2 separate regions of the Homo sapiens genome follow, and region 1 is linked to region 2. A link is an interaction called in ENCODE POLR2A ChIA-PET data of the cell type or tissue named here. Cell type or tissue: Caco-2. All regions are shown on one strand. Each heading gives the region's core, and the rest is flanking DNA. Links, peaks and the distances in the headings are about the cores only. Region 1 has its middle 14 kb from the start of CEBPA-DT. Region 2 has its middle 7.8 kb from the start of TRT-AGT1-3.

Region 1 (5,378 bases), core at 64-5,063, 130 kb before region 2:
AGTGGCATGATCTCAGCTCACTGCAACCTCCATCTCCCAGGTTTAAGCAATTCTCCTGCCTCAGCCTCCCAAGTAGCTGGGACTACAGGCACGCACCACCACGCCAGGCTAATTTTTGTGTTTCTAGTAGAGACAGGGTTTCATCATGTTGACCAGGGTGGTCTCAAACTCCTGACCTTGTGATCCACCTGCCTCGGCCTCCCAAACATTTTTATCTATTCTGACAATCTCTGCCTTTTAACTACAATGCTATTCCTTCTTATTTAATATAATTATTGATATAATTAGATTTAAGCCTGTAATTTTACTGTTTTGTTTGTCTTCTATTTTTTAATTCTGTTTCTCTTCCTTCCTTTTGATTACCTGAATATATTTTTGAATTCCATTTTAACCTGTCCATTGCTTTACAGCTACACCTTTTTGGCTTATTTTTAAGTTACTGCCCTAGGGTTAGAATATACACCCTTAACTTTTTATAGCCTGCCAAAAGTTTATATTGCACCACTTTGCATAAAATGCAGAAAGCTTGCAACTATATAGGCTCATGTACACCCCCTGTTATTTATGTTATAGTTGTCATAATTACTACACCTACAGAAATTATAAACCCCATAACACAATATAATTTTTGCTTTAAACAATTATCTGTTTTAAAGAAATTAAGAGGACAAAAGTAATCTTTTCTACTTATCCACATATTTACCATTTCTGACGAGCTTCATTCTGTCCTGTAGATCCAGGTTTCCATCTGGTTTCATTTCCCTTCAGCCTGCAGAACTCTTCCTTTAGCATTTTTTTCAACAGAGATGGGATCTCACTATGTTGCCCAGGCTGGTCTTGAACTCCTGGCCTCAAACGATCCTTCCACCTTGGCCTCCTAAAGTACCCTTAGCATTCCTTGTAGCTCAGGTTTGCTGCTAACAAATTCCCCTAGTTTTTTTAAAAACTAAAAACATTTTTATTTCACCTTTTTATATATATATATATAGTTTTACTTTGGATTTGGAGGGTACGTGTGCAGGTTTGTCATGTGGGTGCATTGTGTGATGCTGAGGTTTGGGGTTCGGATGATCCCATCACCCAGGTAGTGAGCACAGTACCCAACGGGTAGTTTTTCAGCCCACACCCCCTTTCCTCTCCCCCCAGTAGTCCCCAGTGTCTATCGTTCCCATCTTTATGTCCACGTTATTTCACCTTTATTCTTTTTTCTTTTTCTTTTCTTTTTTTTTTCTTTTTTTTTTTTTGAGACAGGGTCTCGCACTGTCACCCAGGCTGGAGTGCAGTGGCAGGATGATCTTGATTCACTTCATATTCTGCCTTCCAGGCTCAAACAATCCTCCCACCTAAGCCTCCTGAGCAGCTGGGACTGCAGGCACACACCGCCACACCTGGCTAATTTTTGTATTTTTTTGTAGAGACAGGGTTTCACCTTTTTCCCCTGGCTGATCTCAAACTCCTGACCTCAGTTGATCCTCCAGCCTCAGCCTCCCAAAGTGCTGGGACTACAGGCGTAAGCCACCACACCCAGCCTCACCTTTATCCTTTATTCTTTTTTTTTTTTTTTTTTTTTTTTGCAACAGGGTCTCGCTCTATCACCCAGGCTGGAGTGCAATGGCACAATCTCAGCTCACTGCAACCTCTGCTTTCCTGGTTCAAGCAATTCTTGTGCCTCAACCTCCCAAGAAGCTGGGATTACAGGCGCGCGCCACTACACCCAGCTAATTTTTGTATTTTTAATAGAGATGGGGTTTCACCATGTTGGCCAGGCTGGTCTCAAACTCCTGAGGTCAAGTGATCCCCCACCGCCTCAGCCTCCCAAAGCACTGGGACTACAGGCATGAGCCACCACACCCAGCCTCACCTTTATTCTTAAAAGATATCTTCACTAGATACAGAATTCTGGATTGACTGGTTTTTTTTCCCAGTGCTTTCAAGATGTTGTTTCACTGTCTTCTGGCCTCATTTATTTCTGATATAAGTCCACGGTCATTTGAATATTTGCACCCCTGTATGCAAGGTCTTGTTTTTTCTGACCATGTTCAACATTGTATTTTTATTTAGTTTTATCAATTTGACTCCAATGTCCCTAGGTGTATCGTTGTTGCTGCTGCTGTTTTTCAAATTCTACTTAAGAGTTCCCTGGCCGAGCGACATGGCTCACACCTGTAATCCCAGCACTTTGGGAGGCTGAGGCGGGCAGATCACTTGAGGCTGGGAGTTCAGACCAGCCTGGCCAACATGGTGAAACCCCGTCTCTATTAAAAATATAAAAATTATCCAGACATGGTGGCGGGTGCCTGTAATCCCAGCTATGGGGTGGCTGAGGCATAAGAGTCTCTTGAACCCAGAAGGCAAAGGTTGCAGTGAGCCAAAATCACACCACTGCACTCCAGCCTGGGCAACAGAGTGAGACCCAAGAACTCCATCAATGTCCACCCAGTGTGTGCATTCCATGTCAGTGTCAGATTCCACGTGAGCTGCTTGTCTTATGATGAGTTCCCCTAGAAAAGTAAGAGGCCAGAATAACCCCGTTCTATGCTGACTGCCGGCAAATGTTCCTGCTCTAGAAAAATGCTGAACTCTGAGAGCAGACAGTTTTATAGGAACCTGACTCATGCTGGTTTTCGTTTAACTGTTATTGCACCTTGACTAAGATTAAGAAAAGAAAAAAAAAGAGTGCATTTGGAATGTAAGCTAGATTTTCTAATCAATTATAACAAAAATTGGGTTCTAAAGATATGCTGGTTGAAACTCAATTTGTTCATTGTTACCTCTCCCTGTTGGCTAAGCAGATGAGGATTGGAAACAGCATGCCCCTGGTTCCCAGGGCTCTGCACTGGAATCTGGGCTGTGGAGGGTTATTTGGCCAAAAGGGAGTGTCTGGACAGTTTCGTGGGCTATGTGCCTTCCAAGTGACCTTTGGAATTTTGACTGAAAATGGTAGAGACGAGACTAATTAGAGAGGTGGGATGGGACAATCCTGCCGCACCTACAGTCCCCGAACTGCTAAATCAACACGACAGGAAACCCCAGTCCATGTTTGAGAGAAATGAGCTCGTGTTGTATGAAAAACTTTACTGTATCTGAGTACTGTATAGGTTTCTTCAGGGCCAGCAATAAAAATAAGGTACTGTTGGCCAGGTGCAGTGCTCATGCCTGTAATCCCAGCACTTTGGGAGGCCGAGGTGGGTGGATCACGTGAGGTCAGGAGTTCGAGACCAGCCTGGTCAACATGGCGAAACCCATCTCTACTAAAAACACAAAAATTAGCCAGACATGGTGGTGTGTGCCTGTAATCCTAGCTACTCGGGAGGCTGAGGCAGGAGAATCGCTTGAACCTGGGAGGCAGAGGTTGCAGTGAGCCGAGATCGGCTACTTCACTGCACTCCAGCCTGGGCGACAGAGTGAGACTCCATCTAACAACAACAACAAAAAAGTGATTTAGTGTCTATAACTGTGTATGTTCTTCATATGCAAAAACTCACAAATCACTAAACAATCCAGTTTTAGAGCATATTTCCAGGTCCACGTAGGCAAATCTGTGTAACGATGAATGAATATATCAGAGGTTTTTTTGTTTTAGTTTTTGAGACACGGTTTCACTCTGTCACCCAGGAGTGTGGAGTGCAGTGGTACAATCATAGCTCACTGCAGCCCCGACCTCCCAGGCTCAAGCAATCATCCCACCGCAGCTCTGAGTACCTGGTACTACTGGCGCATGCCAGCATGCCTGGCTATATATATCTTATTAATCTTTTTGTCGAGATAGGGTCTCACTATGTTGCCCAAGCTGGCCTCAAATTCCCGGACTCAAGTGATCTCTCTTGGCCTCCCAATATGCTAGGCATGAGCCACCACACCCAGCCCAGAGATATTTCTTTAAGTGTTCATACAGCCTTTTTCTCCTCCTTTTTAACAGACACAGGGATTATTAACCAGTTAGCCCATGGTCACTTAACCACTCTTCTATTTTACAATTATAAACAATGTTGGCCGGGCGCGGTGGCTCATGCCTGTAATCCCAGCACTTTGGGAAGCCAAGGCAGGTGGATCACCTAAGGTCAGGAGTTTGAGACCAGCCTGGCCAACATGGCGAAACCCCATCTCTAAAAATACAAAAATTAGCCGGGCATGGTGGCAGATGCCTGTAATCCCAGCTACTCAGGAGGCTGAGGCAGGAGAATTGCTTGAACCTGGGAGGCGGAGGTTGCAGTGAGCCGAGATCATGCCGCTGCACTCCAGCCTGAGCAACAGTGCAAGACCCCATCTCAAACAAACAAACAAAAACAATGTTGCAGTCAATATCCCTTGTACCCCAGTTAATATCCAACATGCACCCCTTTGTGTATACATAAGACTTTATGGGATTCAATTTCTATAAGTGGAATTGCAAGTTGAAAGGAAAATGACACTTTAAAATTAGGTAAGTATTGCTAAATTATCCTCCAAAGAGGTTGTATCAATATAGAATTCTACCTATTTGCTCTATTCATTGACCAGTCCAGCATATTATTATACGTTTTCAACTTCACCTGTCCAATGGTGTAGTTTGTATATCATTTAGTATATCATTTTGTATATCAATTTGTATATCATTTTCAGAGAATTAGCATTTTTAAGCATGTTTAAAATCTATTTGCATTTCCCTTGTTTTGATAGACAGAGTCTCACTTTGTCACCCAGGCTGGAGTACAGTGGCACAATCATAGCTCACTGCAGTCTTGAACTCCTGAGTTCAAGGGATCCTCTTTCCTCAGCCTCCCAAGTAGCTGGGATTACAGGGATGCAACACCATGCCTGGCTAAGCTTTTATTTTTAGTAGAGACAAGGTCTCACTATGTTGCCCGGGCTGGTCTTGAACTCCTAGCCTCAAGCAATCCTCCTACCTTGGCATCCCAAAGTCCTGGGATTACAGGTGTGAGCCCCGACACCTGGCCTGTGTTTACTTTTTAAAATAAACTCTCTCTATATTTCAGTTTTCTTTTGGATTGTAATTCCTTTTCATACTGATTTTTAGAAGGTCTTTTTGTTGCTGTTGTTGTTGTTTTGAGACAGAGTCTTGCTCTGTTGCCCAGGCTGCAGTGCAGTGGCATGATCTTGGCTCACTGCAACCTCCGCCTCCAAGATTCAAGCGATTCTCATGCCTCAGCCTCCCAAGTAGCTGGGATTACAGGTGCGTGCCACCACACCTGGCCAATTTTTGTATTATTGGTAGAGACAGGGTTTCGCCATGTTGGCCAGGCTGGCCTCGAACTCCTGACCTCAAGTGATCTGCCAGACTCGGCCTCCCAAAGTGCTGGGATTACAAATGTGAGCCACTGCGCCTGGCCAGAAGTTCTTTATATATAAATAAATGAGCTTTTTTCTTTTAAAATAAA
Region 2 (5,378 bases), core at 171-5,170:
ATAAAAATAAAAATAAATTTAAAATACTACAAATAAACTGGCAACATATATGGTAGCAATCACAGCATTTCCTCCTGAGTTCAGTGGGGTGGGACAGCTGGCCGGGGTTGCTGCTTTGACTTCAGTGCAGCTTCCTAGCATTTCTGCAATCCCGGGGCAGTGGCGGGGGGGCAGGGGGCAGGAGGGCTGGTAGAGTTTGGTCAGTCCAGGTGGGAACTGCAAAGCTCAGAGCTGAATGCCTGCTCGCCTGTGGGAGTGCCCAGACACACCCAGCCACAGTGCACCCATCCAGCCTGCTGTGTCTGCAGGCACGTCCAGGGCAGTCGGCACGGTGTGTCCAAGTGCATCCAGCCATAGACACTCTCCAAGCTGCAGCCAGTTCCTAGAACCTTAATAGACCAGCGGCAGTAAAATCATTTCACCTTCAATATTGTGCAGTAATTTTAAAATTATAGGCCTGAAACGGTGATAGTAAGTATGTCATAAAAGCACCATTCCAAAAAAAAAGTGTTTTATTGCAATGAAAATGTTAGCAGCAGGTCGCCCCTTGGTTTACATAACCTTCTCTGCAGGAACTTCCAGTGCTGAGTGCAGTTCCCATTTTCAACCAAAAAGCTCCCTCGGTCTTGCTGAAGCACTCAGAAGTACCCTCAAGCAATAATCATTTGTGTATTGATTTGGGGGAAGAGTCAGTCCAATCTCGTCCACCTCACTAAATTATTAATGAAGCCAAGCACATCAGAAACCCCAAGATGGGCTAACAGGTAAGGTTTGTTATTTAACCCTGTTGGTGCCTGATATGGTTTGGATATTTGTCGCTTTCAAACCTCATATCGAAATGTGGCCCTCCAGTGTTGGAGGTGGGGCCTCGTGGGAGGTGTCTGGGTCTTGGGGTGGATTCCTCACGAATGCCTTGGTGCCCCCCACACAGTAATGAATGAGTGAGAGCTGATTGCTTAAAACAGCCTGGCACTTCCTCCCACTTCCTTCCTCTCTTGCCACATGGCACTGGCTCCCCCTTTGCCTTCCGCCTTCATTGGATTTTTTTTTTTTTTTTTTTTGAGACCCAGTCTCACTCTGTCGCTCAGGCTGGAGGGCAGTGGTGCAATCTTGGCTCACTGCAACCTCCACCTCCCAGGTTCAAGCAATTCTCCCGCCTCAGCCTCCAAAGTAGCTGAAACTACAGGCACCTGCCACCACGCCCAGCTAATTTTTGTATTTTTTAGTAGAGATGAGGTTTCGCTATGTTAGCCAGGCTGGTCTCGAACTCCTGGCCTCAAGTGATCTGCTTGCCTCGGCCTCCCAAAGTGTTGGGATTACAGACATGAGCCACCATGTCTGGCCTTGATTGGAAGCCTCCTGAGGCCCTTGCCAGAAGCAGATGCTAGTGCCAAGCTTCTTGTACAGTCTGCAGAACTGTGAGCCAAATAAACCTATTTTCTTTATAAATGACCCAGCCTCAGGCATTCCTTTACAGCAACACAAAACAGGTTACTACAGAGCCACAGGAATAAAGGTGACACCCTGAGACAGCCTGAGTCTCGAGGCCTAAGTACAGATTGTGGGAATGCAAGGCTGGAGGGGTGGATGAAGAAAGCCATGGACAAGCCCCTCCGTCCCAAGGAGTGGCCCCTCCTTAATCATAGCAGGTGAGAGGAGCAGACCAAGCTCACTTTCAGCCAAGCTCAAAGCAGCTGGCAGAGGGGCTCCAGGTGTCTGGTAGCAAGACCACCAGCCCTGAGAGAGAGAGAGAGAGAAAGACACACACACACACACACACACACACACACACACACACACACACACACACACCCTGGAATTCCCTGGGGGATGCAATAGGAAGCAGGCAGTGCTACCCACTTGCTGGAGCTCCGTGGGCCCCTCCACCACCACAGACAGCCCATCTTTATTATGAACTTAATCACTGTATTTAAATCCATTCATTTTTATATTATTTAAGAACAGTGTTATGTTGGCCCAAACCAAATGAAACAACATTACAAAGGGGGAAAGGGCTGGGCATGGTGGCTCACGCCTGTAGTCCCAGCACTTTAGAGGGCCAAGGCAGGAGGATCACTTCAGCTCAGGAGTTTGAGACCAGCCTGGGCAACTTAGTGAGACCCCCATCTCTATAAAAAAAAAAAAATAGCCAGGCACAGTGGTGCATGTCTGTAGTCCCAGCTACTCAGGAGGCTGAGGTAGGAGGATAGCTTGAGCCCAGGAGTTCAATGCTGTAGTGAGCCATGATTGCACCACTGCAGTCCAGCCTGAGGGACAGAGTAAGACCCTGTCTCTAAAAGTGGGGAGGGAGAGGATTATTATGAAACATGAATTAAATTTTTTAAAAAGAAAATAAAGTAGGCTGGGCACGGTGGCTCACACCTGTAATCCCAGCACTTTGGGAGGTCAGGGTGGGCAGGTCACTTGAGGTCAGGAGTTCGAGATCAGCCTGGCCAACATGGTGAAATCCCATCTCTACTAAAAATACAAAAATTAGCCTAGCATGGTGGTGCACGCCTGTAGTCCCAGCTACTCAGGAGGCTGAGGCAGGAGAATCGCCTGAATCTGCAAGGCAGAGGTTGTAGTGAGCCGAGGGATCACACCACTGCACTCTAGCCTGAGTGACAGAGCGAGACTCCGTCACACACACACAAAAAGGAATTCAATTTCCCACAAATGAAGTGCGGCGATGTTTATGGAATTCACTGGTGTTGCCATGTTCCCCACCAATCTGAAGCAGCTGGCTTGATAGAACAGTGGAATGGCTTTTTTCTTTTTTCTTTTTTTTTTTTTTTTTTTTGCACTCTGTCGCCCAGGCTGGAGTGCAATGGTGCGATCTCAGCTCACTGCAACCTCTGTCTCCTGGGATCAAGCGATTCTCATGCCTCAGCCTCCCGAGGAGCGCACGCCACCACGCCTTGCTAATTTTTGTATTTTTAGTAGAGACGGGGTTTCACCATGTTGGTCAGGCTGGTCTCGAACTCCTGACCTCGTGATCCGCCTGCCTCGGCCTCCCAAAGTGCTGAGTATACTGGCGTGAGCCACTGCGCCCGGCCTGGAATGGCCTTTTGAAGACGCAGTTACAGCATCAGCTCAGAGGCGATACCTTGCAGGGTTGGAGCAAGGTTGTTCAGAAGGCGGCATAAGCTCCGAATTAGCGTCCGATAGATGGCGCTGCTGCTTCTAGCCAGGATTCGAGGGTCCAGGAATCAAGGAATGGAAAAGGAATGGCACCGTTCACTATTACCCTTAGTGAGCCACTAGGTAATTTTGTTTCCTGTTCCTCCCATCTCATGGTCTGCTGGCCTAGAGGTCTTAGCTCCTAAGGAAGGAATGATTCCGCCAGGAGTCACAGCACTGATTCCACCGAACTGGAAGTTGAGACTGACTCCTGGCCACTCTGAGCTCCCCATGCCTCTGAATCAATGAGCAAAGAAGGGAGGGACTGGGCTGGCTGGGGTGATGGACCCTGCCTGCCAAGGGGAAATTGGAACACCACTCACGCTGGAAGTGAGTAAGACTATTTGGAACTCCGGAGATCCCTTAGAGGGATCTCGGTGTACGTATTCCAAATTTCTCTCCCCATCTATGGCTTCCTTTTTTTTTTTTTTTTTTTTTTTTTGAGACAGAGTCTTGCTCTGTCGCCCAGGCTGGAGTGCAGCGGCACAATCTCGACTCACTGCAACCTCTGCCTCCTGGGTTCAAGTGTTTCTCCTGCCTCAGCCTCCCGAGTAGCTGGGATTACAGGCACCCACCACCATGCCCGGCTAATTTTTGTATTTTGGGTAGAGACGGGGTTTCACCATGTTGGCCAGGCTGGTCTCAAACTCCTGACCTCAAGTGCTCTGCCTGCCTCGGCCTCCCAGAGTGCTGGGATTACAGGCATGAGCCACCACACCTGGCCCTATGGTTTACATTTTTACTTTCTCTTTTAAAAAATGTAGGCTGGGTGTGGTGGCTCACACCTGTAATCCCAGCACTCTGGGAAGTCAAGGCCGGCGGATCAGTTGAGCTCAGGAGTTCAAGACCAGCCTGGCCAACATCGTGAAACCCCATCTCTACTAAAAATACAAAAAAATTAGCCGGGTGTGGTGGTGGGCGCCTGTAATCCCAGCTACTGGGGCGGCTGACGCAGGAGAATCACTTGAACCTGGGAGGCAGAGATTGCAGATCGTGCCACTGCACTCCAGCCTGGGCGACAGAGTGAGACTTCATCTAAAAAAAAAAAAAAAGAGCTTTGGGATTCACTGAAAGAGGGAAATCAGAGGTGCGCACTCCAGCATCAGAGGAATCTGATCAGCCTGGCCGTCTCCAGGGCTTGATTCTCCTAGGTGTGGATTTACTGAACATCACCTGCTGGGCAGCCATCCCAGATGTCCACCCCGAAGCCTGCAGTCACCCTTAGCTGTGTGCCTGTGGGACTGAGCCAGAGAAGCTCTGCTGAGGAATTCAAGAGCAGACAGGCTCCTGGAGCATCAGCTGGCCTCCAACCCATCCTTAAAGCAAGGCTCCCAACCTGCTTATGCAATTCAATCCCAGATACGCACACGTGCCCCAGGTGATCTGCCATACACAGCATAGTAAGCCCAGCCAGTGTCCAGTTTGGCATCATTTTATTTTTTTAAATAACTGATCACAACTGCTTCTTAGGAGCCACTCTAAATTCAGAAGAAGGTGTTACATTATCTCAGAGGCACAGATCAGTGAAGAACAAAACAATGCTGAAAGTCAGTCCACACTAATTCCAACACCACCCTTCTCTCCCCGCCTGCCTGAATTTGCCTATCCTAGGCATTCTTTTCAGGGGCGGACGTGCGGCAGGGAGAGACCGCTTCTGGTAGAAACCAAAAGCACGCTCCTGTTCAGCCCCCAGAACATGTAGTAAATTGTCTTACACTTCATAGACATCCCATGTTTGCTAAAGTTCGATTAAATTTTAATTAGTTTTTTGTATTAAAGTATAATCTAATTGACTGTAGGAAATAAAATGTGGTGCGAAATGATGTTTCTGTTTCCACACCAGTCAACCTTTTAAATTAAATGATAGAATCTTGTAAATATAGTTTGTACAAATACATTCACCATTACATTTTGATTTATAAAACTCACCCATCACTGGCCAGGCGCAGTGGCTGATGACTGCAATCCCAGTGCTTTGGGAGGCCCAAGCGGGAGGATCACTTGAGCCCAGGAGTTTAAGACCAGCCTGAACAACATAGCAGTACCCTGTCTCTACAAAAAAATTAGAAATTACCCTGGCATGGTGGCTCATGCCTGTAGTCTCCACTACTCGGAAGGCTAAGGCAGGAGGATGGCTTGAGCCCTGGAGTTAGAGGCCGCAGTGAGCCGTGATTGAATCACCACACTCCAGACTGGAC

The links. Peaks named below come from ENCODE experiments on the same cell type or tissue, not always from the same donor. Only the 100,000 strongest peaks of a DNase experiment are listed, where the experiment ranks them.
Region 1: POLR2A ChIA-PET joins it to region 2 with 6 read pairs; 10 of 35 experiments call an interaction of 5 or more read pairs at or near these places.

What each region holds. Positions count from the first base shown.
Region 1 is chr19:33,314,219-33,319,596 of GRCh38, reverse strand. No RefSeq gene overlaps it. Among named protein-coding and RNA genes, the nearest start is that of CEBPA-DT, 14 kb to the right of the region's middle. In Caco-2, for the core only: no CTCF peak of the experiment used is centred there; DNase peaks (open chromatin) are centred at 2,505 and 2,916.
Region 2 is chr19:33,182,211-33,187,588 of GRCh38, reverse strand. No RefSeq gene overlaps it. Among named protein-coding and RNA genes, the nearest start is that of TRT-AGT1-3, 7.8 kb to the right of the region's middle. In Caco-2, for the core only: a CTCF peak has its summit at 3,167 (motif pointing right); a DNase peak (open chromatin) is centred at 3,158.